Linked DNA regions of Homo sapiens: region 2 is linked to region 1. The links are chromatin loops, found by intact Hi-C in ENCODE. Cell type or tissue: ascending aorta. All regions are shown on one strand.

What was found. Hi-C counts contacts between places; a loop is a spot of excess contacts. Peaks named below come from ENCODE experiments on the same cell type or tissue, not always from the same donor. Only the 100,000 strongest peaks of a DNase experiment are listed, where the experiment ranks them.
Region 2: it touches region 1 in a loop (2.7-fold over the local background); 20 of 110 quality-filtered maps call a loop at or near these places.

The regions. Positions count from the first base shown.
Region 1 is chr16:80,931,336-80,933,835 of GRCh38, reverse strand. No RefSeq gene overlaps it. Among named protein-coding and RNA genes, the nearest start is that of ARLNC1, 40 kb to the right of the region's middle. In ascending aorta, CTCF peaks have their summits at 1,130, 1,365 and 1,696; DNase peaks (open chromatin) are centred at 865 and 1,474; H3K4me3 peaks cover 1,607 bases; H3K27ac peaks cover 1,715 bases.
Region 2 is chr16:80,992,348-80,994,847 of GRCh38, reverse strand. The region is part of intron 2 of CMC2 (C-X9-C motif containing 2); the gene reads left to right. Among named protein-coding and RNA genes, the nearest start is that of CMC2, 13 kb to the left of the region's middle. In ascending aorta, no CTCF peak of the experiment used is centred here; a DNase peak (open chromatin) is centred at 1,417; H3K4me3 peaks cover 844 bases; H3K27ac peaks cover 809 bases.

The DNA.
Region 1 (2,500 bases):
CCATGATTGTTATTATTATTGTTATTGTTTTATTCTGTCCTTGCATGTTCCCCTCAAGATTCCAAGTCCTGAGGAAGAGAAGGTCCCTTTGGCCTGTGGGATCATGGGCCCACTCTTGACTCAGGGAGAGCAAGAAACTCTGATTTTCAGCTACCTAAGATGGCACAGTGGGGACAAGGAATTTCTCCAGAAGAAATAAATATATTCACCCTATGAAGAGGAAGTACGTGTCAAGTGACACCAAAATGACAAATATCCACTTGTTACTTTACCGTTTATTTCAGCCTCAGTTGTCCGCATGGTGAGTGCACCTGCCCCTAGCACTGCCCAGAGGCTGCATGAGTGATTTCACCTAAAGCTCTGGCACTCTCTGTTTGTATCATAGCAATCGCTTTTGAAGTGTTTATTACTTTTATTTACACCAGTAATCCACAGCGTCCTTCTTTTTATTTTTATTAAATTAATTAATTAATTTTTGAGACGGAGTTTCACTCTTGTTGCCCATGCTGGAGTGCAATGGCACAATCTTGGTTCACGGCAACCTCCGCCTCCCGGGTTCAAGCGATTCTCCTGCGTCAGCCTCAGCCTCAAGAGTAAGTAGTTGGGATTACAGGCATGCGCCATCACGCCCGGCTAATTTTGTATTTTTAGTAGAGACGGGGTTTCTCCATGTTGGTCAGGCTGTTCTAGAACTCTCGACCTCAGCTGATCTGCCCGCCTCGGCCTCCCAAAGTGTTGGGACTACAGGCATGAGCCACCACGCCCTGCCAGCCTCATTCTTTAGTTAGTGGGCGTGGGGCCAAACTATTTCATAGGAAATGTTTCAGAAAAAAGGCATTTCCCCAAGCTTGTCTCCCGGCGTCAGGCACTACGATGACACAAATCGCTTATGACCAGCGTTCACCGATGGCCATAGCCCGGTCACGATCATAGAGCACGGTTGGCCGGCTCCTGGATCCGTCATGACGCGCCGGCAAAGCAGCTTCCTCCCGAGTGGATGAACTAACATTTTTATTGAGCACACACCACGTGCCGGCTGCTATGCCAGGCACTTTCACACACGTTATTTTATTTATAATCCTCACCTTGACCCTGAGATGTGGATGGCATTTTCTCCATCTTAAAAATGAGAAAAAAAATAGGGCTCGGAAGCGTCAAGTAACTTGCCCAAGGACACGAGCGGAAAGTGGCGGAGCCTAAATGACAACCTGGGCCTGCCTGTCGCAGGCTCTTTCCACCTCGGCACGAGGAGGGCGCCCGGCGTGTGCGCGCGCGCGGCCTCCTGGTGGTTCTCCCTCTGGCCTGGTGGGAACCCGCGGGGCCTTCCCGAGAGCGGCCAGGGCCCCGGAGCCCGGCTCTGCGCAGGCCGCTGCCGAGGTCCAGTTCCCGGGGGAAGGCAGCTTGTGCTCTGGGCGGAGAGCCCGTGGAGCGACTCGGGTTTAATAGACGCGCCGGTCCTCTTCCAAGAGCCTGGAAATCTGCAGAGGGATCCCGCCTTTCCAGGGAAGCCGGGCTGGGTGAAACTGACAGGTCTTGGCGCGCGGAGGAAGGGGTGGCGGGGAGCCCGGCCGGCTCCCTCCCAGTCTGCGCTCGCTGGCGGCTCCCCGAGGCTCCGGGCTTGGCTCCGCGGTACCTCTGGCTGCAAACACATCGGCCCCAGAAAGTAGGTCAGCGTGCGGCAAGCTCTGTCCCAGGCGGCGCTGCCGACTCCCCCGCTCCCCTGGCCCCCAGTCTCCTGCAGCCTCCCCGGCCTGCGGTCGGCGCCCTTGCCCTCCCCCCGGGTCTGCAGTGTCCTCCTCTCCTCTGGCTCATCTCCTACTCGCCTCCTGCCCTCTCTTTCGCTCTCTCCGTCATTTGAGCCCCCCTCTTCTCTCTCTCGCTCCTCTCCCCTTTCTCGCCTCCTGCTCCCCCCAACTCCGTCGGTCTGACACCCTCCCCTCCTTCTTCTCCTTTCCTCTCCTCTTAACATCTTGGCCCATTCACTTCTGGTAGCAGTAGTTAATAATACAACCAATCTGTTGTCTTTTTAAAGAGATACCGTGCTTGTTTCAAAGAAATCAAAGGACGTAGAAAAGTTTACATGTGGAAAAAAAAGAGAAAAATCCCACTACTGAGAAATAGCTTTAGTTAACACGGGATGCACGCTACTCAGATATATTTTTATGTATACATAGAGTTAAAGGATATAAATATTTTATAAAAATGAGACCACAAATAGATGCTTTTTCATTAAAAGTATTCATATTAATTTAATTTTGTTTGAATTCAATACAAAAAAAACTACAGTATAGTGAAGTGGAAAGAATTGTTGAATTTTATTTTATTTTAATTATTTTATTATTATTTCTTTTGGCGATGAAGTCTTTTTCTGTCGTCCAGGGTGGAGTGCAGTGGCGCCGTCTCGGCCCACTGCAACCTCCGCCTCCCGGGTTCAAGCGATTCTCCTGCCTCAGTCTCCCTAGTAGCTGGGATTACAGGCATGCGCCACCACGCTCAGCTA
Region 2 (2,500 bases), 61 kb before region 1:
TGTGTAAACATCATTTTATTTCTCTTGGGTAAATACCTAGGAATGGAATGACTAGGTCATGTGTTAAGTGTATATGTACCTTCATAAAAGGCCACCAAACTGTTTTCCATTTTATACTACTCTACATTCCTACCACTGTCCATCACCACTGCCTAATATTATAAACTTTTTAAGTTCAGCCATTGTGTGGATATGTAGTAGTATCTCCTTTTGGTTTTAAATTGTATTTCCCTGATGACTAATGATTTTGACATGCTTTTCATGTGCTTCTTTGGCCATTCATATAAAATTTTTTGCCTGTATTTTAAAATTGGATTGTTTTATGACTGAGTTATAAGCATTCTTTTTATCATTTGGGATACAAATCCTTTGATAAGTGTATTGTGAATATTTTCTCTGTGGCTTTTTTTTTTTTACTTCCTTTAGGATGTGTTTCAAAGAGTAGCTTGTACATTTGATGAAGTCTTTTTTTTTTCTTTCATGGTTTGTGCTTTTTGTGTCTTAAGGATCTTTGTGTATTCTGTGGTCACAAAGATACTCCTGTATTTTCTTTTAGTTCTATCGTATTAGCTTTACATTGGTCTATGATTCGTTTCAAGTTAATTTCATTTTTTTCTTTTGATATTTGTGTATTCTTATCTGAGATTTCAAGTTAATTTTTGTGTATAGTATGAGGTGTGAGTTGAAGTTGATTTTCTTTGCCTGTGGGTAGCCAGTTGTCTCAACACCATATGTTGAAGAGACTGTTCTATCCCTGCTGATTTACCATGGTCCCTTTGTCAAAAATCAATTTACCATATGTGAGTGGGTCTATTTCTGGGCTCTCTAGTCTGTTTCACTGATTTATATGTCTCTTCTTAACACCAGTACCATGCTGTCTTAATTACTGTTGCCTTGTAGTAAGTCTCAGTCATATAGTATAAATCCTCCAATTTTGTTCTTTTTTCAAAGTTGTTTTGGCTATTCTAAGTACTTTCATTTCCATATTAATTTTAGAATCAGCTTGTCATTTTCTACAAAAAACTTGTTTACTGGTTTTTTGTTTTTTGAGGCTGAACATTGTTGATGACTTGGATTTTATCTTTTGTATCAGCAGGCAGTTCGTGTTTTTACATATTTTTAGGGCATAGCTGGCATAGTCTTTACTCTAGAGTTAGCTTAGCCCAATTACTAAATTAGGATTCTTTACTGATTGACTTGCATATTCAATGAGATCTCTACTTTGGCTTATAAGGACTCCATTGACTCCCAGCCCTGTGTGAGCTCTGCGTTTTTCAGCTTGTAGCTGCTGTAATTGTTCTTCGTAGTGACTATGGCATTGTGAAAGTCACCCAATACATGTGTAGTGAATACTCAGTCAGTGACTCAAGGCAGCTCCATGTAGATTTCTGGAGTTCTTTTGCTGCTTATCTCTACCTCACAAATTCCGGCTGCCCCAGCCTGCCCGAATTCCTCTGACGTTTGCCTCCTCTGCTCGGTGAAACTACCATTCTCCTCTTGAGTTCTGTTCTCTGCTACATGGTTTGGAAATTGTCTGTGGGTAGAAAGCTAGGTGAATGTAGGGTTCACTTTGTTTTGTTTTTTTCTTTCAGTTATCACAGTCCTGTAGTCTGTTGTCCCAATATCTGAAAATAGTTGTTTTATATATTCAGTTTGTTCTTTCATGGCTAGAAGCAGAAGTCTGGAAAATAGATTTTTAAGTAAATAGCATGGGGACAATTACATAGCTGTTTGGAAAAAGTTAGAATACCATACATATGAATCAACTAATGGGGCAGACATCTAAATGTCAAAAATGAAACGATACAAACACTAAGAAACCTGGATAAATTCTTATATAACCTAGGTGTGGGGAAAGTGTGCCTAAGTAAGGACCCTGAATTCCAGAGACAATAAAATCAAAGATTGATAAAGGATCGTTTGAGGCCTGGAGTTCCAGACCAGCTTGGGCAACATAGCAAGATCCTGTCTCTACAAAAAATAAAAATAAAAGTGGCCGGGCATGGCACATGCCTGTAGTCCTAGCTACTTGGAAGGTTGAGGTAGTAGGATCACTTACCCAGTTGTTTGAGGCTGCAGTACAACACATCAGCCTGTGTGACAAAGTGAGACCCTGTCTTTACACAAAAAAAAAAAAAAAAAGGAGGGGGAATAAGAGGCCAAAAATCAGAGAGAAAAATGAGCAAAAGCATGAGAGACAATTTAAAAAAAAAAGAAAAGATGGCCTTTAAACATGAGAAGATGTTCAACCTCAATAATTAGAGAAATACAAATTAAATATACTGAACATACCATTACTTATCTGCAGGGGGGCCAAATTAAACAGTGTGACAGCGCATTCTGTTGGCAACACTGTATACCCTCATACATTTCTGATGGGACTGCAAATTGTTATAATCTTTATAGAGAGGAATTTGCTGCCTTGTAGCAAAACTGCCGTATATTTGCTTTTTAATCCATCAGTCCCACTTATAGGAATTTATCTTAAAAGTATAACTCT